2 separate regions of the Homo sapiens genome follow, and region 1 is linked to region 2. A link is an interaction called in ENCODE POLR2A ChIA-PET data of the cell type or tissue named here. Cell type or tissue: GM12878. All regions are shown on one strand. Each heading gives the region's core, and the rest is flanking DNA. Links, peaks and the distances in the headings are about the cores only. Region 1 overlaps NR3C1 (nuclear receptor subfamily 3 group C member 1). Region 2 overlaps ARHGAP26 (Rho GTPase activating protein 26).

Region 1 (5,000 bases), core at 1-5,000, 250 kb before region 2:
AAATTGTGAGAAACAGAAAAGTAAAAGAAGCAGCAGCAGAAATATCACTATAGGATCAAAAGATTGCAGGAACCAAAACTCCAAAATTATTGGGCATAATGTACTAAAAACAGGGCAGTGGAGGAAAGGGACAGTCCAGACTAGCTCTGAGGGTCCAAAGAAAGTATTAAATATTGTTACTGGAGTGATTTGCTCTGCTATTTGGGCTTGGGAATTAAGTGAAATTGTTGATATACTAGACAGATACTTCCCACCCATTTTTCTCTTGATAATCAGGGTTCATTTTTTCTATTTTCTATTTCTCTGGATGCTCCATTTCTTAATATTAATATTAATATTAAGCTCTCAGTCTTTATGCTAAAAATTGGTTATTTAAAACAATTTAAATCAACTTCAGTCTAATTGGCTTAAGTTCAAATCCATTTTAAGATCGATATTGTGTCCTTTAAAAATTTTATTTAAAAGATATTTAAACTGATGAGAGGATACTACCCATTCCACTGATAAACTATTACTGTAAGTTTGTCTATTGAGGGCTAGTTATTTGGTTTAAAAATGCTGAGATTATGGAAAGTGGATTGGAATATTTTGGAGCAATATTAAAAACAGTATCTGTAACAATTTAATAAACTTATAAATTCCTCTTTCTCTGTTGATCTATCTTGAAAAGACACTCTATGTCTCTAGGCATTCCTTCTCTGTGGTGTGATTGGTAGACAGGGAGTAAACAACTTACTGTAAATGGGCACCATGCCAGTTGGCTTCAGGCAGCATCAAGCTTGTGACTCACAGTCAGGGTTAGGAAAATGCCTTTTAACTTGTTTGTCTCTGCCTCTTTTAAACATTAAAGGCACAACTGTACTAATTATTAAGTATTTCATAAGGTCTTTTAGGGCTTATAAGATCTTTTAGGAATGGCCTGGAAGTTATTAGTACTGTTTCATTGAATCTGAATACCTTTAACATGATAATGAGAAGTTTTTAAAGGGTGGTTTTATAGTTAAACGGAATTTCTCAAATTGGCTTGCTCCTTATGTTGATTTATTTAGGATCACATTTGGGAGTTTCTCTGCCCTACTTTCAATGTATTTAATTTACTGACCATCACTATTTGGGGGGAAAATGTTATATGATATTTAGAAACCAAGAGTTTTGGAGTTTTTCCCCCATTAGATGTATTTATTTATTTATTTATTATTTTTTAAAGACAGGGTCTTGCTCTGTCACCCAGGCTGGAGCACAGTGGCATGATCCTAGCTCACTGTATTCTTGAACTCCTGGGCTCAGACTGTCCTCCCACCTCAGCCCAAGTGGCTAAGTATCAAGTAAGAATCACCTGGCAAATTCCAAGGCTGTATACCAGATTTCCTAAATTAGAATTTTGGGGTTGGGTATCTGAATTTTAGTAAAGCCCTCCAAATGTTTCTGGTATTGCTTCTAAGAACAATTGATAACATAATAGCTGTGGCCATTATAGGGGTATTCTGTCATATTTAGATATAAGCATACCTTGTTTTATTGTACTTCCCAAATATTGCGTGTTTATTTTGTTTTGTTTCACTTACAAATTGAAGGTTTGTGGCAACCCTATATTAAGCGAGTCTGTCAGTGCCATTTTTCCAACAGCTTGTGCTCATTTTGTGTCTCTGTGTCACATTTTGGTAATTCTCTCAATATATCAAACTTTTTCATCATTTTTGTATCTGTTACGACCAGTGATCAGTGATCTTTGATTTTTTCTTTTTTTTTTTTTTTTTGAGACGGACTTTTGCTCTGTCACCCAGGCTGGAGTGCAGTGGTTCAATCTTGGCTCACAGCAACCTCTGCCTCCCAGGTTCAAGCAATCCTCCTGCCTCAGCCTCCCCAGTAGCCGGGCCTACAGGCGTGTGCCACCACGCCTGGCTAATTTTTGTATTTTTAGTAGAGATGGGGATTCCCCATGTTGGCCAGGCTGGTCTCGAACTCCTGACCTCAGGTGATCCGCTCACCTTGGCCTCCCAAAGTGCTGGGATTACCGTGCCAGCCTGATGTTACTATTTTAATTGTTTTCAGGCACCATAAACCTCACCTGTATAAGGCACCGTACTTAATTGATAAATATTGCGCATGATCTGACTGCTCTTCCAACTGGCCATTCCCTGTCTGTCTCCCTCTTCCTGGGACTCTCAAATCCCTGAGAGACAATAATATTAAAATTAAGCTAATTAATAACCCTACAGTGGCCTCTAAGTGTTGAAGTGAAAGAGTTGCATGTCTCTCACTTTAAATAAAAAGCTAGAAGTGGCTAAACTTAGTGAGGAAGGCACATCAAAAGCCAAGACAGGCCAAAAGCAAGGACTCTTGTACTAAACAGCTAAATTGTGAATGCAAAGGAAAAGCTCTTGAAGGAAATAACTAGTGCTACTCCAGCAAACATGTGAATGATCAGAAAGTGAAACAGCCTTCTTGCTGATACGAAGAAAGTTTTAGTGGTCTGGACAGAAGATCAAACCATTCACAACATTCCTTTAAGCCAAAGCTTAACTCTCTTCAATTCTATGAAGGCTGTGAGAGGTGAGAAAGCTGCAGAAGAAAAATTGGAAGCTAGCAGAGGTCGGTTGATGAGGTTTAGGGAAAGAAGCCAGCGCTGTAACATAAAAGTGTAAGGTGAAGCAGCAAGTGCTGATACAGAAACTGCAGCAAGTTATGTAGAAGATCTAGCTAAGATTACTAAATAATAGATTTTCCATGTAGATGAAAAAGCCTTTTGTTGGAAGAAGATGCCATCTAGGACTTTCATAGCTAGAAAGGAGTCAATGTCTGGCTTCAGAGGACAGGCTGACATTCTTGTTAGGGGCTAATGTAGTTGGTGACTTTAAGTTGAAGCCAGGTCTCATTTACCACTCCAAAAATCCGAAGACCCTTAAGACTTATGCTTAATCTACTCTGCTTGTACTCTAGAAATGAAACAACAAAGCCTGGATGACAGCACATCTGTTTATAGTATGCTTCACTGAATATTTTAAGGCCACTGTAAAGACCTGTTCAACTGCTCAGAAAAAAATGATTACTTTCAAAATATTGCTGTTCATTGACAGTGCACCTGGGCTCACCCAAGAGCTCTAATGGAATTGTACAACAAGATGGATGTTGTTCTCATGCCTGCCAACACATCATCCATTTGTAGCCCATGAATCAGGGAGTGATTTCAAGTTTCAAATCAGTACATTTTGTAAGGCTATAGCTGCTATAGACAGTGATTGCTCTGGTGGACCTGGGCAAAGTAAATCAAAAACCTTCTGAAAAGGATTGGCCATTCTAGATGCTATTAAGAATTTGTGATTCGCAGGAGGAGGTCAAAGGATCAACATTAGTAGCAGTTTGAAAGAAGTTGATTCCAACAGTTATAGATGAATTTGAGGGGTTCAACACTTCAGTTTAGGAAGTCACTGCAGATGTGGTAGAAACAGCAAGAGAACTAGAATTAGAAGTGGAGCCCGAAAATGTGACGGAATTGCTGCAATCTCATGAGAAAACGTGAATGGATGAGGAGTTGCTTCTTATGGACAAATGAGCAAATAAATTTTTTTCTTGAGATGGAATCTACTCCTGGTGAAGATTCTGTGAACCTTGTTGAAATAACAACAAAGGATTTAGAGTATTACATAAACTTAATTGGTAAAGCAGCAGCATGGTTTGAGTGGATTCATTCCAGTTTTGAAAGAGTTTCTACTGTGGGTAAAATGCTATCAAACAGCATCTCGTGCTACAAAGAAATCTTTTATGAAAAGAAAAGTGAAACTTCATTGTTGTCTACTTTAAGAAATTGCCACAGCCACCCCACCTTCAGCAACCACCTCTCTGATCAGTCAGCAGGCATCAACACTGAAGCAAGACCCTCCACAAGGAAAAAGATTACAACTCACTGAAAGTTCAAATGATTGTTAGCATTTTTAAGCAATATTTTAAGATTAAGGTAAATACATTTTTAAAGACACAATGCTATTGCACACTTAATAGACTACAGTATAGTATAAATATAACTTTTATATGTAGTGGGAAACCAAAAAATTCGTCTGACTTGCTTTGTTGCAATATTCACTTTATTGTGGTCTAGAACCGAACCTGAAATATCTCAGAGGTATGCCTGTATTAATATTATTTTGCAAGTAAAAAACCCAGCATATAAAAAAAACGTAGAATATGTTGAGAGTTCAGTAATATGGATGAAAATGTTTTTCTCTAACTGAAGAACATGATAAATTATAATTAGGGAAGGATATAAACCAAGAAAATATGTCTGAGATAGCCAATTCTTGCAGTTCATAATATGAAAACTCATTATACCAATCTCAGTAAGAATACTTTTAATAGCTGTTATTTCTTTGGGATATAGAATTTATAAAGTACACAGTAATCTTCTTATGATCAATCCTAGGATCACTTTACAACCACTTACCCCATATTACAATGTAGTACCAAGACAAGCAGACCAAATTATAGAAGGACAAAGTTTTTGCTAAGCATATTTTGTCATCAGCATACCGCATTGTGTGTGCATGCATGTGTGTGTTTGTGCATGTGTGTGATTGTATAAAATATTAGAAAGCCACCCCAGAAAAGTTAAATGACTAGGAATGTTGTGAAGGGATTAAGCTACCCCTAAAATTATATAACAAAACTCTCTTCATCTATTATTAGGTCATCTTTAGAACATCTTCTCTTAAATTTGTTATAGGTCTCTCTCATCTGTTTGGATTAAAATTGGTCTGAAAGCCTAAAATGGCTTTTTACCTATATAATTATTTCCCAACTAGCTTGTAGTATAGGTGCAAAGCTATCACACTTGCTAGGTTAGTGAAGTATGTAAAAACTACCATCTTTCAATTAGGAACCATCGGATAGCTTCTACAGGATTGCTGGGGAGAACCTTTATAAAGAAAGTTATATCTTTATAAATTTTTTGTCATTTTACTTAGCTGAGAATATAAAATAAGTTAGCTAATAATAGAGTAGAAATG
Region 2 (16,758 bases), core at 5,392-10,391:
AAGGTTAAGGGACTGGCCCTTAGCCATGTGGCTTAGCTCCAACAGGAACAGTGGCTCTGGGACCCAGCGCTGAGAGCTTGCGCTGAGAGCTTGTCACTTCCCAAGAGATGTAAATCTCATTGCAGCTTCTATGGACATGACCATAATCCTTTCTGGAAGGACTAAGATTCCAAATCCACAGAAGGGTTCATGGGAAATGTTACAGAGAGATGGACAGACTGATAAAGAAGCATACACTCATGAAATACCCACCCTAGGTAACCTATCTCCTTTTGTGGGGATTTTTTAAATGAGGGAAATAACTCATGTGACTGGCATATTTTTGAAATGGAATGTACTTTCACCCCAAAAAGCAAACAGAAAATTACATTCCCTGCCATAAGTCTGAAAAAACACTGGGAGGCTGAAGTTGAAAACGTTAGCTTTATTTCAAGGGCCAGTCTACCAAAGTGACTGGAATTGACAAACCTATATGTCCTGTCACGGTACTTTTAGATTATGTTTGGATATTTGATTAGAAGACAGAAAAAAAACAGTAATGTATGGTGTCCAGAAAAGTTTATGCTCTTCATGTACAAGAGCTGAGACCCCATGGGAAAGTTCTGGAGGTCAATTCATACGGTAAAAGGTGAAAAACATCCTAGAGCTCTAACATCCATGAAAATTACTGGTATAGTACATCCACATTCCATATGTTTACATGTCTAACGCTAATGAATGGAATCCACTGAAAAAGGAATACAAATCTTCACAATCCATAAAAGTTAGAAACAATCTGAATTGATTACACCTTTATATCCCTCTCCTCCTGAAACTCTGTGGCAACACCTCCTAGCTCCTTGCTGCACTAAATCATTATCTCCTAAAATTTCAATGTAAGTTCAAGCCTAAGGGATACAACAGTTCCTCTTATTTATTCATCCATACAAAATAACAGTGTTTATATATAGTGGTACATGTGAGGATTAGAGTGAACACACAAACCCTTCTGTTATATTTATTGCCTTAATCACAAAAATAGATTTGTCAGGGAATGAAGCCAATAAAGTTCTTACTTCAACACATGCAAAGCAAAACCTGATTTATCCTCCTCAAAGGTGGCACAAAGCTGGAAACTCATTGAATTCTGCTACCATGAAAGCAAATTTTAAAATACAGGGTTGACAACAGAAACCAGAGATCCAAGGTGAGCAAACCAACTATCATTAGGCAGAGAAGAGCAGATCGTGTCTGGTAACAAAGACACCGAACGATTCAGAGTGAAGTCGAGATCTGGGTCCCTGATCCACCCAACATTCACACTCTCAGCAAGAGTCACTCACAAAGCCCAAACCTAAACAGATATTTTTCAAAGGGGAAGTCAAAGTGTTTAATGACAAAGTTCTAAAATGCTTTCTATTGTGCAGGCATCACAGCCTGACATCTTAGTTGCTGTCATCTTGCTTTGCCTGGCTCAACAGAAAAGGTGGGTGAAGAAGGCCAAGCTGATGGCAGCTGAGATAGGGGGAGAAATACAGTGTAGGCTACAGTGGCACTTCAAGGACAGAATGATGCACAATTCCCAGCAGAAAAGCCATCAGTAACTGACTTTAGCAGACCAATCTGGAGAGTATATAAATCTACAGAGATGAAACCACTTAATGAATACCAGATCCTTGAGCAAATCTAAACACCTCATCGTGGCCTATACGATCCAGCCCCTGCCTACTGACCCCTCCAACCTCATGTCATACCACCATGCTCTTATTCACAGAGCTCTAACTACCCTGGCCTTCTGTCTGTTCCTAAACACACCAAGTATGCTCACACCCAATACCGACTGAACACCTATGAGATGCCATGCACCCTTCTGGGCACTGGGATAAAGAAGTGAACGAGACTGACAAGATCCCTGCTTTCATTCCGACGGCAAATAACACACAGATACATCAGTAAAAATGTCAGATTACAGAAGTGCCATGAAGAAATCAAACAGAGGTATATGACAAAACCTAAGAGGACCAACTTAGGTAGGCCAGGAAGGCCTCTCTAGGGAAGAGACCTGTGAGCTGAGCCCATTAATCAAACAGTGCAGTCCAGAAGTCTACAGCCTAGAGGCAGACAACAAATCACACCCTCATACACCTAGGCAATAATAAGTTGTATCTTCAACCACAAGCATCAGCAATGCCTGCCTGAGACCGCTTTAAAATGAAGCCCAGGCTGGGTGCAGTGGCTCATGCCTGTAATCCCAGCACTTTGGAAGGCCGAGGTGGGTGGATCACCTGAGGTCAGGAGTTCGAGAGCAGCCTGACCAACATGGAGAAACCCTGTCTCTACTAAAAATACAAAAATTAGCTGGGCGTGGTGCCACGTGCCTGTAGTCCCAGCTACTCGGGAGGCTGAGGCAGGAGAATCGCCTGAACCCGGGAGGCGGAGGTTGCCATGAGCTGACGTTGCACCACTGCACTCTAGCCTGGGTGACAGATTGAGACATCACCTCAAAAAAAAAAAAAAAAAAAAAAAAGCCCAATGCATTGTATTCCAAAGGAGTTCACTTCCTTTTCCATGGGAATTCTGAAGTCTGTGTCAACAGCTGCTAAGTACAACTGGAAGCTGTGCAATCGTTGCCACCATGTGGTTACCCGCACAATGATGCGAACACCCTGTGGCTTCTGGCTGCTCCTCCTGCCCATCTCTGCAGCCTCAACCCATTTAGGAAGCAGCTCCTCCCAAAAACATGTCACTAATAGATCCCACTGCTCAGTCTTCCATACAGAAGGCCATCTTCCAGAAATTTACATCAAGGAGAAAGCCACACCACAATCCTGTTGCTATGTACCAGCATTTAGCTGGATTATATAAAGAGCTAAGTAATCATTAAGTAAGGGTGGGAAACAAGACAAACAACAAAAGAAAAAGTCACCCTTTAAAAAGACCCTTTGGGCTTGGTAAACTTGTGGGGAGAGGAAGAAACACAGTTCAGGGAGTCCTGCTACTCTGCGAAAAGTCAGGATTCAAATAGTTCATTATAAAAATGACCAAAAAAAAAAATCACTCATACTTGTACTCACCAAAAAAAGTCTCTTCTCTATTTGGCAATGGAAAATAAAAATTGGTACTTAAAAACAAACAGTGAGTGGCTTCAAGAAATGAGTTAATAAATCCTACACGTTACTTTCCCATAACGCCCCGGTGCAGCTACATGTTCTTCAGACTTCTGACGCACTGAAGAGAGGATGCCTACAGCCACGAACCTTGGTGATCAGCAGAATGCACACGTGGCATTTTCAGACATGCAGACAGATGCCACTCCCGCCAGGAACACAGTGCTGCAAGGCTATGAGACCTGTACCAAGGCTATGACACATGTACTTATATACCTGTACACACATGTCCACACACAAACGTCTACCCGGATGCATACCCCTTAAACATATATACACCCACATATGATTCCCACACACAGAAGAAAACTTACGCAATAAAATGCTTCTATCTTCGTTAAGACAGAATCATGTAATGACATTAGCTAATGTCAGTTTGGTCTTTAGGTTAGACCTATTTTTATATTTATTTATTTATTTATTTATTTATTTATTTATTTATTTATTTTTGAGATGGAGCTTCGCTCTTGTTGCCCAGGCTGGAGTGCAATGGCGCAATCTTGGCTCACACAACCTCCGCCTCCCGGGTTCAAGCGATTCTCCTGCCTCAGCCTCCTGAGTAGCTAGGATTACAATCATGTGCCACCATGCCTAGCTAATTTTTTGTATTTTTAGTAGAGACAGGGTTTCTCCATGTTGGTCAAGCTGGTCTCAAACTCCCGACCTCAGGTGATCCGCCCACCTTGGCCTCCCAAAGTGCTGGGATTATAGGCATGAGCCACCACACCCAGCCGATTAGGCCTATTTTTAAATAGCTTACCCTTTACTCTTTCTTTCAGTGCTATCGTTAGGGGGAAAAAAAGATACATGTTTTCTCTTTTATTTTCTGATAAATGAAAGTATTTACTGTGGAATAACTGATACAAAGCACAAAGAAAATAAAAATCACCAGTGATTCTACCATCCAGAAATAACTAAATGTTATTCAATGTTTTAAGGTATACGTGTCACATTCCATGTTTTTTTCAGACACACACACACTCATATTTCAAATCAAGTTGGAATCATACTGCAGACACCTAGTTTTATAACTTGTTTTTTACTGCATTACTATGAACTTTTCAAGTACCATTCATTGTCTCACTCAACATTGTTATGGTGGCACAGTGTTTCACTGTATGGGTATTCGATAATTTAGAAATCTCCCGTTATTGGACAGTCAGATTGTTTCCAATATTTTATTGTTTCCACTAATATTGCAGTGAATCTCTATGTACACAAATATGTGCATATATCTTTCTTTCCCTAGAATAAATTCATAGAAATAGAATTTCTGGATGAAAGGGCATACTTTTTTTGTTTTGTTTTGTTTTTTTGAGACAGGTTCTCACTCTCTCGCCCAGACTGGAGTGCAGTGGTGTGATCTCGGCTCACTGCAACCTCAGCCTCCCAGGCTCAAGCGATTCTCCTGCCTCTGTCTCCCAGGTAGCTGGGATTACAGGTGCGTGCCACTACCTGCAGGGTAATTTTTGTATTTTTAGTAGAGATGGGGTTTCACCATGTTGGTCAGGCTGGTCTCAAACTCCTGACCTCAAATGATCCACCTGCTTCGGCTTCCCAGAGTGCTGGGATTACAGGCGTGAGTCACTGTGCCTAGCCAGCATAAATATTTTTAATAGATATTACCAAACTGTCACCCATGAGATCTATGTCAATTTACATTCCCACCTAGAAAATTTTAATATGCCCATTTCCCTAGGACCTTTATTTTTCCTTTTGGTGCTTTCACTAGCACCAAAATAAGGTATTGCTATTTTGAAAGCTTTTATCTTAAGTTTCATTTCTCTCTTTTTTTTTTTCTCTAGGTCTATCCATGTTGTAACAAATAGCAGGATCTCCTTTTCTAAGGTTGAATAATATTCCATTGTGTGTATATATATATATTTTTATTATACTTTAAGTTCTGGGATACACGTGCAGAATGTGCTGGTTACATAGGTATACATGTGCCATGGTCGTTTGCTGCACCCATCAACCCGTCATCTACATTAGGTATTTCTCCCAAGGTTATCCTCCTCTTCCCCCTACCCCCTGTTAGGTCCCGGTGTATGCTGTGCCCCTCCCTGTGCCCATATGTTCTCACTGTTCAACTCCCACTTACGAGTGAGAACATGCAGTGTTTGGTTTTCTGTTCCTTCTCTTAGTTTGCTGAGAATGGTTTCCAGCTTCATCCATGTCCCTGCAAAGGACATGAACTTATTCTTTTTTATGGCTTCATAGTATTCCATGGTGTATATGTGCCACATTTTTTTTTTTATCCAGTCTAACATTCATGGGCATTTGGGTTGGTTCCAAGTCTTTGCTATTGTGAACAGTGCTGCAATAAACATACGTGTGCATGTGTCTTTACAGTAGAATGATTTATAATCCTTTGGGTATATACCCAGTAATGGGATTGCTGGGTCAGATGGTATTTCTAGCTCTGGATCCTTGAAGAATTGCCACACTGTCTTCCACAATGGTTGAACTAATTTACACTCCCACCAACAGTGTAAAATCGTTCCTATTTCTCCACATCCTCTCCAGCATCTGTTGTTTCCTGACTTTTAAAAGTTTCATTTCTTTGAAGAGTAATGATATTGAACTTTTTCCCATGTCTACTGATCCAGTGACTTTTAAGGTCCCAGGCACAATTAGTCTGCAGCAAAGCAAATCAAAAGAACAGGTAAAGAAGACGACATACCAGGCAAGGATGGCACCTTAGTTCTACATTTTAAAAATTTAATAAAGCTCTACACCTATTAAGGTATCCTTGTGTTTATAATCCATATATCTTTCACAAATTTTCATGGGGAAGAAAAATAGTTGGGAGATGTCAGATCCCCCCTGTGAAGCTGGGCAGACTCCACCAGACTCCACCATGGCACTTGGGAGGCATTATATAAACGTTTGTGGCTACCACAGAGACCAAAAATGGATTGTGCTGCCTCTTCCCTGGTCTATTTCATAGAGGCACTGGGATGCTGTAAGGACAAAGCAAGCAAGGGAGGTGAAAAAAGTACTGAAAATTATCAAGGGCTGTACAAAGCACAATGATAAGGAGAAGGAGGAGGAGAACTAATTTAAACAGAAGTTTCAAAGAGGCAGGATTGGAGTATATGCAGAGAACGTTATTAGTGAAGAATGCTTTGGTAAGAAAGCAAGCTTTCTCCTCTGGTATTTCATGAGCTGTGCAATGAAAGAGTCTCTGTCTCCCTAGAGCCCGGATGGGCGACGCAACAGGCACAGGGGTGTAACCAGGCCACAAAGTCCCAAACGCCAACTTTTAATTGTGTGACCGGCATGGGTCCAGCAGTGATTAGCAGAACCAAGCACTGTTGCTCAAGCTTTATGAGGATCAGCATTCTGAGTTAGGGGAGGAAAAAGATTGCCTCTGATAAGAACTTGTTCTAGGAGAGTCAAACAAGCACCCCTTTTCTGCATGTTTGGGGCCGACACTGAGGTCTTTAATGAAGGGAAACCTCTGAAAGAAATGGAGGTGGCATTTCTAGGAAGACCTGCCAGGGGAGACTCACACTCTGGTACTTGCTAGTGGAACAGACTGAAGTTTATCAGGAGGGAGCCCCAGGCCTGGAAGGCAGGAAGTGAAGAGAAGAGGGAGGGATATCTGGGCTGGAGCAGAGCAGTCTCCCCAGCCAGGCGCGCACTGTACGGGTTCTCTGTGAGATGTAGAGAGGGTCCCTTACTCACGGTCCTGCTGTCTATATCACTCAGAAACAAAACCACCACCAACCTACCCAGTTCCACTTACCACATAGTTTTGAATCATGGAAAAGGCTAGTAATTACTACAAAAAAAACATGCTGCAGGCTCCTGGGGCTCCTGGCTATTGTTTCATGTTCTCCAGACTCCAGTTCTATCAGCGCCACCACAGCCCCTAAGGAAAATAGAACCTGTTGCCATAGTAGCTGCTTCCCCCTTTTTAAGGAAGGCACACTCTAAGCCATTATGGAAGAAAAAAAAAAAAAAAGCTTTTATGTCATATGACGAACTTTCCCTTCTCCAGCTTCTCTCCCTATCTTGTCCAGTTAAATTTTGTGTAGAACATGCAGCAGAAATTGAAATGTCGACATTTCCATTAAGCAATGACAAAAAAATTAATCCAGTTCCCAGAGAGAGGGAGGTAGGAAGCAATTGTTCAAGGCAACAGTGTGTGTGTCTGTTTCAGGGAAATTAAAAAAAAAAAAGAAGGGAAAAGTAATTAAAGAAAGATATTACCTGAAGAGCATTATATCTGACAAACACCAAAGCACTGCCTGGTTGGATGTTAAGGAAAGGAGAGGGAAAAAAATCAGAAATGGTGACACCTGATGAGAAGGAGTCACCCCCAAAGAGCTAAGAAAACAATCACCTTTTGTTAATAAAAACCAAAGGAAAGAGTGAGGACTGTATGAAGGCCCAGGAAAGACACATTTAAGGCCCACTCCCTGAGCAGAAATAGAAGGTGTATGGGGCCACAACCCTACATCAAGAGACCTGTTGGTCCCCAGCACTGAAAGTGAAACAAAAAATTATGAGAAAGAGAAATGACACACTCGAACCAGAGTAATTTTCTGTTTTGCCCTCATCTCTAAAAATGCATCCTTCCTGCCAGACTCATTCTCATTCCTTCCTAACTCTCTTGCAATGATCCAAGAGAGAGGTGTTCTGGCATATGACGCATTCTCAGTGATGCTTCTCAAGTGAAGAATGGCTTCAGAACTCTTTGGTTTTTTGTTTGTTTGTTTGTTTTTTGAGATAGAGTCTTGCTTTGTTGCCCAGGCTGGAGTGTAGTGACACAATGTTTGTTCACTGCAACCTCCGCCTCCCAGGTTCAAGCCATTCTCCTGCTTCAGCCTCCCAGGTAGCTGAGATTACAGGCACACGTCACCACACTCAGCTAGTTTTTCAATTTTTTTAGTAGAGACAGGGTTTCGCCATGTTGGCCAGGCTGGTCGCGAACTCTTGACCTTAAGTGATCCTCCCGCATTGGCCTCCCAAAGAGCTGGGATTACAGGCATGAGCCACCGTGCATGGCCTCTATTTGAGTCCAGAAAATGGAGATACATGTACCCATTCATACTAGAAAGGAGAAGCAAAGGAGCACCTTATGAAAATCAAGTGCATGCCTAAGGTAAACAGACTTCATTTCCTGCCCACAAAGCCAGCAGAGTCCCTAAGGAGACTGCCAAGCAGTGACTACCTGGGTTTTATGTCCAAAACCTAAAACTGGAAGAAAGGAAGCTACGCTTCCCAAATTCACACCATGGGAGGTGATTAAGCTGAAAATCAGAGGTGATACCGTAAGTACAAGAAACAATGTCCAGTTGTAAATCCCACATCTACGGGATGTTGGTGTAAAACTACTTTCACAGCAGAGAAGAAAGTCTGCATCATTTAACTTGCTAGTGTTACCAGGATTTATGGTGCCAAGGATAAGGCTAGTGACTGGATGTTCCTTCGCTATTTCCCACACAATGTAGGCCATGGCTGTTTGGCTCTTATTTATTATTCAAGGGTTGTTCTTTATGGATTTTCCCTTTGTGTATACAAGAAGTATTCTGCAGCTTCTCTAGGATGAGTATTTGTGTGGACTTATTTACCTTTATTTTTCTTTTCAGAAGTGGCTGTGATACTGAACCTGATATTTCACGTCTCTCAATTTTAGAAAATTCTCAGCCATTCTCTTCAAATATGACCTCTTCCCATTTGCTCTAGTCTCACCTGGAGCTCCCATAGCCATATTTTGGACCTTCTCATACTGCCTTTCATGTATCTTCAAGTGTTTTCTATTTCATTATTTCCCTGGACTGCATTCTGGCAAATTGTCTGAAGTTATTTTCCTGTTTGCTCAGTCTTGCATCTACTTTGGTTAGTCTGATATTTATTGCATCAGCTATGTTTTTAATTTCAACAATATTTAAAAATTTCTGTACCTTCTAGTTGGTTCTTTCAAATATGCCTGTTCTTTTGGTTTTAATCCCTTATTATTGTTTTTATTTTTGAAACATAACTATTTTATGGTCTCAATGGAATTTTTCTATTATGATTTTATTCTTGAAGTTCTTGGGTTTTGATATTCCCCCACATTGCTTCCCGCTATTGCCACCACTCTAGCTAATGGTGGGTTACTTCCTTGTGTGTTTATAATTTTGGACTTATCAGCAGAGGAACTTCACTTATGGAAATCCTAAATAACACAGGTTAAGTGCACACAGAGTGAGTATACAAGAGGTATCACTGAGTGACACTGCGAAAATGAATTTGAATGTGGTTACAAATTTCCTTACAGATGCCAGGCTGAGATAGAAAAATAAATTCCCTATTGAATCCCTGTGCTAGAAAGTAGATTTTTTATCTCGTCCATCCTTTCAATGATGGTGAGGCCTGTCAAGGATCCCTGATTAAGGTAGGGTCTCAGTTCCAACTTCTTCCACCCCACAAGTGGTCCCCATGTCTCACCCTCATTCTCACATGGTTTTGAAATCCAAGTTAACCAACACTGGCAATTCTATATTCCTCTACCTGTGCCCCCCACCTGCCCAGGGCAGCTATGTTGTCAGCTTAGGTCCTTACTTTCTGGGAATATAATTTTTTAGGGATATGTAAGTTTTGCTTAACTTACGCTATTTACTATGAATGAAGACTCAGCTTCTGCAAAGATAGATATCAAACTAAGTTAAAATTGGTATGTTTGCAAATTATTTTTGTCTGGTAGAGATGCAAATAACTTCTGTCCAGCAGAAAAGATAATCTCAAAAGTTGAGGTTTTATTGCCCTACAGAACATTAACCAGTTTTAAATCAAACTTTGTGACCTTTTTTCAGCATTGTGTCTTTCATTGGACATATAAACAAGCCTCTGCTGTCCTCTTTTGAAGCCACTTTCTATTTCTACTGGTAGCCTCATAGACCTTTGACGTGTTTATTCTATACTATACTTTCACAAAGTCATGTTTAAAAAATATTTTTAAAGTTATACTTTAACACTAACCCTATTTATTGAATGTTCATCAAGTTTAAGGCAATGTGTTAATTTCTTAATATGTGTTATACTATTAAATTCATTTTCTATGAGGGAGAAGTTATTACTCCAATTTGAAAGATGAAAAAACTGAGGCTCGGAGGAATTGAATACTTAGCAAGGTTGTCACCTAGCTAAGAAAGAACAGATCCATGATTCAAGTCCAATCTTCATGTTTTTTTCTCTTTGCAATATTATGGGCTGAATATTGTTTTCCTATCATGTCTACCCACTGTTGATAATATTATAAAGAATTGGTCTTTCTCTTTTCTAGATAAAATAATTCAGCTAATGTAGATTAAAATTACACTAGCTTTTGAGGGTAGATTGATCAATCTGTTGTTTCATGCTGACCTTACTGTCAATTAAACTTCCCATACTAATTATTCCCAAGAACTGGTTTTAAGTCAAACTTGAATTCACCATTAAGAGTAACATACTTGTACAAAATATAACAAAATTTAATTTAAAAATTAAAAAAATCACCTACGTTATTGTTAAAATGACATTGCGGAATTGTATGCTTAGAAGGAATTGGCTTTTTAAAATACCATTTAACAGTTATGCTATCCAATGTAAATATTAAAGAAGAATACATGGTCTGAACCCTAACATTAGAACTTATGGTCAAATATGTCAAGCACAGCTGTAGAACAAGAATTTAAAGGAGGCTTAAAATGAGAATTCTAAGCTTGAAACTCCAAATTATTTAATTAGGTTCTCAAGTAGAACAAAATTGAGGCAGCGCTATTATAAAGGAAGAGTTCTTCTGTATAGTAAAAACTGTATGGAATTCTGAGAAGATTCCAAGGCAGAACTACAACTTTTTAAAAATTGGAATTCTACAAATAATTCATTAAAAAAACCTCCAGACTTTTACAACCAATACAAAATATGTCCCACTGAACGTTGTCACCAAATGAAATATGTCAGAGACATCTGAATTAAAAAATCTTAGACATCAGTAGGTTGCGTGGGGTAATTTTCTTTTTTTTTTTTTTTTGAGTTGGAGTCTCGTTCTGTCACCCAGGCTGGCATGCAGTGGCGCAATCTTGGCTCACTGCAAGCTCCGCCTCCCAGGTTCATGCCATTCTCCTGCCTCAGCCTCCCGAGTAGCTGGGACTAAAGGTGCCTGCCACCACATCCAGCTAATTTTTTTTGTATTTTTAGTAGAGACGGGGTTTCACCGTGTTAGCCAGGGTGGTCTCAATCTCTTGACCTCATGATCCACCCGCCTCGACCTCCCAAAGTGCTGGGATTACAGGCGTGAGCCACCGCGCCCGGCCATTGCATAAGGCAATTTTCACATTAGCTCTGCTTCAACAGAATTTGTCAAATTCTCAGGAAGGTAAATGACGACTTCTATAGAATTAGGTAAAGTTACCTGAATGTACTCACAGGGAATTTCCCTCTGATTTGTACTTTACAGTCAGATATGCTCTTTTTTTTTTTTTTTTTTTTTTTCTTTTTTTTGAGACGGAGTCTCTCTCTGTTGCCCAGGCTGGAGTGCAGAGTACAGTGGTACAATCTCGGCTCACTGCAACCTCCACGTCCCAGGTTCAAGCGGTCCTCCTGCCTCAGCCGCCTCCCCTGCCCCACCCCAGATTACAGGCACGCACCACCATGCCCAGCTAATTTTTGTATTTTTAGTAGAGACGGGGTTTCGCCATGTCGGCCAGGCTGGTCTCAAACTCCTGACCTTAAAAGATCCTCCCGCATTGGTCTCCCAAAGAGCTGTGATTACACGCATGAGCCACCGCGCATGGTCTGTATTTGAGTCCAGAAAATGGAGATACATGTGATCCATCTGCCTTGGCCTCCCAAAGTGCTGGGATTACAGGCGTGAGCCACCGCACCCGGCCCAGACATGCTTCTTTTAAGAGGTGGCTAGAATGAGGATATTATGTTCTCTAGGCCATACAAAGCTATTTTGTGATTTTTATTTTCTTTAGGACAGTGGTTCTCTGTTGGTCCATTAACTACGGGGAGGTTTCCAACACCCTTCAGGGGTTCCATGAGATGCAAAAAAAAGATAAGTTGAACTGTGATGCTTCGCATGAATCTAGACAGTGGTACCAAGTTATACCAATAGTCATTGTATTCTTCACTGCTACACACTCACAGATTAAAAAAAAAAAAAGCCTAGCTTTACTTGATAAATGAGCAAAATTATTAATTTTATTTAATCCTGACCCTTTAGCACACCTTTTATATAATAACGAAGGAGGAAAGGTGCATAAAGCACCTCTGCTGCATACTGAAGTTGACTTGAGGGAAAGCAGTTGTGCGACTGAGTTGCAAGCTGAACCTCTTTTTTCATGAAACACCATGTAAACGTAAAAGAATAACTGACAGACAAAATATGGTTACTGACACTTGGGTATTTGGCAGACACTTTCTCAGAAATGAACCAAGTGAGTGTCTACTTTAAGGAAAACAGTAATATTTGTTGCAATGATAAAATTTATGCTTTCAAGAAAACGTCATAATTTTAGAAAATCTGGATCTGCACCACGAGCATGACAACTTCCCAATATTTAATGACTTTTTAAAATAAGTGGTGATATTAACAAATGTAATTTTTTGATGTTATATGATGTAATATGTTTGCATTGGAAGATCTGCATAACGCAGTTTACTAATATTTTCTAAATGAGCAATGTAGGCTAAGAAAAAATCATGCATAAGTAAAAGATCCACTCAAAGTACAAGGTAGGTCAATAGATCTTAATGTAACTGCATGTGAACAATTCACTAACATGATTTTATTTTTTCACATTGTAATAATTTTTTTAAAAAATTACCACTTGTTGAATGTTGGTAGAGTTTTAAAAAAAGAATATCCAAAATTATCTGAAAAGGCTACTAAAAATATTTCTTCCTTTTCCGACTATATGCATATGCTAGGACTGATTTTTGTATGACAATAGATTGAGTGAAGAAGAAGATATGAGGCCTGGAGCAGTGGCTCATGCCTATAATCCCAGCACTTTGGGAGGCTGAGGCAGGTGGATCACCTGAGGTCAGGAGTTTGAGACAGCCTGGCCAACATGGTGAAACCCCATCTCTACCAAAAATACAAAAATTAGCTGGGCATGGTGGCGGGTGCCTGTAATCCCTGCTACCCAGGAGGCTGAGGCATGACAACTGCTTGAACCCAGCTGGGAGGTGGAGGTTGCAGTGAGCCAAGATTGCAGCACAACACTCCAGCCTGAGAAAAAAAGAAGATATGATTTATCCAGTCATCTTCCATTAAGTCAGACATTAAGGAGATTTACAAAAATGTAAAATGTCATTTAATAAATTCATAAATAAAGCTTTAAAATTGTTTTAGTTTTAATTTCCAATACTGTAAAACATAAACAGATAGAATCCACATAGACAAAGGCTGTTGAAGTCCTTAATAAATTTTAAGAGCGTAAAGAGGTGCTGAGACAAAAAGGTTTAGAACTGCTGAGTTAAGAATATAGTATCTTGAACAGGGTTTCATTTGGGAGTGATGAAAATGTTTTGACTTAGAGGGAATGGTTGCATAATACTGTCAATGTACTAAATCCCATTGAATTGTATACTTTAAAATGGCTAATTTATGTTAAGTGAATTTCACCTCAATAAAAAAATTGTATGTGACTGTGTATATATGTTTTTATACATATATATTATATAGTAATATATAATGAATATATGAATATATCTAAAATGAATGTATATATGTAAGAATATATTATCTTAGAACCCATAAGTCAAAAGTCCAGGTGATATGGTACAATTTCCTTTCACAGAATTAAAACCAAGAGACATGAGTCTATTTATTGTTAGATATAAATTCTAAATTTCTTTTCAAATAATCAGTATGTCAGTATGTTCAATTCTTTGCCTTCTACTTTTAAACTTAACTTCCTCTTAAAGCAACCTTTTTTGATTACCTACTCCACCCTGACTCATTCCGATTACCTGCTCCACCCCGACTCATTCCCATTACCTGCTCCACCCTGACTCATTCTGATTACCTGCTCTGTCATAGCCATTTTCCCCCCAAACCACTCACCCCATCACTCTCTTTAAATTAGCCAATTGGAATTAGTTTAGCCTGTGCTGTCTAACCCTAGCCAATAGGGGAATGACATAGCAGCAGGGGCCACACGTGTCAGGGATAAGAAGGCTTTCCCCTCCCTTGTCCAAGTGTGTGCTCACCATTGTTCCATCTGTAAGGGCACATCCTTCTATACAGAGGTACCATGCCTTGCTGAGAATTAAAAAGAAAATTTTATATTCAAGTGCTATTCCTTTTGTGGCACTGAAACTTTACATATAACAATTAGGGGCTGCTCTGGGATTACGTTCCCCTCTGGGGGCGGTCTCTGGTTCTCTTTCGTGAGGAGGTGCACCCCACCCCCTTGTGGCAGCCTCAGGGGTGAGAAATCAAGACCCACCCAGTGCGAGGAATAACCTGAGCTCTCAGCAACGCGAGGGAAAAAAGAAACTGACCAGCAACCTAGCTTAAAGGATCCTCACATACTGTGGCAACGACTCTGTGCACAGACCAAGGAAGGAGATGCCACGGGAGGCAGTAAGGTATTTCCTTGGTGGTCCGGACTAAGGAAAAAGACACCACGCAGCAAAGCATTCCTTGGTTAGGACATACTAAGGAGAAAGAAACCGCAGGGGCGGTAAAGCATTCCTTAGTCGGGATTAGGGAAAGAAAGCCGCGGGGGCGGGGGAGTGGTGGTGAAGTATTCCTTAGTCGGGATGTCTTGGAGGTTAAAAAGAGGTGAGAAGTCCCCATGAGGAGGTGGGAGCTGAATCTCAAAAACAGGGGAGAAATCCCCATGGGGGGGCGTTGAACTTCAACAAGAGGTGAGAAATCCCCATGGGGTGCGTTGAACCTCAAAAAGAGGCGAGTAATCCCCATGAAGTGGGAGTTGAACCTCTAAAAGAGGTGAGAAATCCCCATGGTGTGGGGTTGAACCTCACAAAAATCTCTGGTAGTAAGAAAAATATTCAGAACCCCCCTTTCCTTTCTTCTCAGAGGAAGAAAGAGTAGCTCCACTCCCGCTGGTCCCTCCCCTAGGGGAAGGGGAAGGAGAGGGGAGAACAGTAGCATAAGTGGTTGGCAGAGGCAGGGAAAGACTAGCAGAGAGGAGAAAGGGGGAAAGAGAGAGAGAGAGGAAAGAAAGAGAGAAAGAGGCAGAGAGAGAGAGGAGGAGACAAAGATGGAGTCAAAGACAGAGAGAAAGAGTGAGGCAGAGAGAGAGAAAGAGAGACACAAAGAGGGAGTCAAAGAGAGAAAGAGACAGAAAGTCAAAGAGAGAAAGAAAGAGAGAGAGATAGAAATAGTAAAGAGAAAACAGTGTACCCTATTCCTTTAAAATCCAGGGTAAATTTAAAACCTATAATTGATAATTGAAGGTCTTCTCCTGACCCTATAACACTCCAATACCACCTTGTTGTCAGTGTAAACAAGGCCCGAAAGCACTGAGGCCACTGACAACCAGTAGCCTTCCTATCAAAAATCTTTAACCTAGTAACCCGCAGATGGCCCAAATGCATTCAACCTGTAGCGGCAACTGCTTTGCTAACAGAAGAAAGCAGAAAGTCTAAAAAGACTTTTAGAGGAAACCTCATTGTGAGCACACCTCATCAGATCAGAACTACCCTAAGTCCAAAAAAAAAAAAAGCAAAAAGGTAGCTTAGTGACTCAAGAACCTTAACATATAAAGCTATTCTGTTAGAAAAAGATGATTTAACATTAACCACTAAAAATTCCCTTAACCCAGCAGGTTTCCTAACAGGGGATCTAAATCTTAATTACCATACAAAGGTCCGAGCAGACCTAGGAGGAACTCCCTTCAGGACAGGACGATAGATGGTTCCTCCCCGGTGATTGAGGGAAAAAGACACAGTGGGTATTCAGTAAGTGATAAGGAAACTCTTGAAGAAGCAGAGTTAGGAAAATTGCCTAATAATTGGTCTGCTCAGACGTGGGAGCTGTTTGCACTCAGTCAAGCCTTAAAGTGCTTACTGAATCAGGAAAGAGCCATCTATACCAATTCTAAGTTAATATGGACTGAACGAGGTCTTATTAATAGCAAAGAATAATTGAAATCCCAAACTTAAAAGGTTTTCAACAAAAGTAAAGTTTGCTAAAAGTTAACAGTGTAACATGTATTATCCTAACTTCTAATCTTGTGGCCTTAGACAGTCTAGTCCACCTACGTGAAGGAAGTTCACTTTGGAAAAGCATGGTTATCATTTTTGAGAAAAAAAAAGGTGGGGGGGGGAGAATTTATGTAAAAAGGAATGTTATATGGTGAATTCTTATCCTAAAATAAATTAACTGGTTGTTTAAAGAACGGGATGTGGCCGGGTGCAGTGGCTCACGCCTGTAATCCCAGCACTTTGGGAGGCCGAGGTGGGCGGATCACGAGGTCAGGAGATCGAGACCATCCTGGCTAACATGGTGAAACCCTGTCTCTACTAAAAATACAATAAAATTAGCCAGGCATGGTAGCGGGTGCCTGTAGTCCCAGCTGCTCAGGAGGCCGAGGCAGGAGAATGGCGTGAACCTGGGAGGCGGAGCTTGCAGTGAGCCGAGATCGTGCCACTGCAC

Evidence for each region. ChIA-PET counts read pairs that join two places held together with the same protein. Peaks named below come from ENCODE experiments on the same cell type or tissue, not always from the same donor. Only the 100,000 strongest peaks of a DNase experiment are listed, where the experiment ranks them.
Region 1: POLR2A ChIA-PET joins it to region 2 with 5 read pairs; 3 of 35 experiments call an interaction of 5 or more read pairs at or near these places.

Annotation. Positions count from the first base shown.
Region 1 is chr5:143,351,680-143,356,679 of GRCh38, reverse strand. The region is part of intron 2 of NR3C1 (nuclear receptor subfamily 3 group C member 1); the gene reads left to right. Among named protein-coding and RNA genes, the nearest start is that of NR3C1, 50 kb to the left of the region's middle. RefSeq lists enhancers at 2,503-2,582, 3,793-3,862. In GM12878, for the core only: no CTCF peak of the experiment used is centred there; a DNase peak (open chromatin) is centred at 2,395; H3K4me3 peaks cover 2,151 bases; H3K27ac peaks cover 1,754 bases.
Region 2 is chr5:143,092,215-143,108,972 of GRCh38, reverse strand. All of the region lies in intron 17 of ARHGAP26 (Rho GTPase activating protein 26), which reads right to left. Among named protein-coding and RNA genes, the nearest start is that of ARHGAP26-IT1, 92 kb to the left of the region's middle. RefSeq lists enhancers at 14,131-14,891, 14,892-15,653. In GM12878, for the core only: no CTCF peak of the experiment used is centred there; a DNase peak (open chromatin) is centred at 7,698; H3K27ac peaks cover 1,880 bases.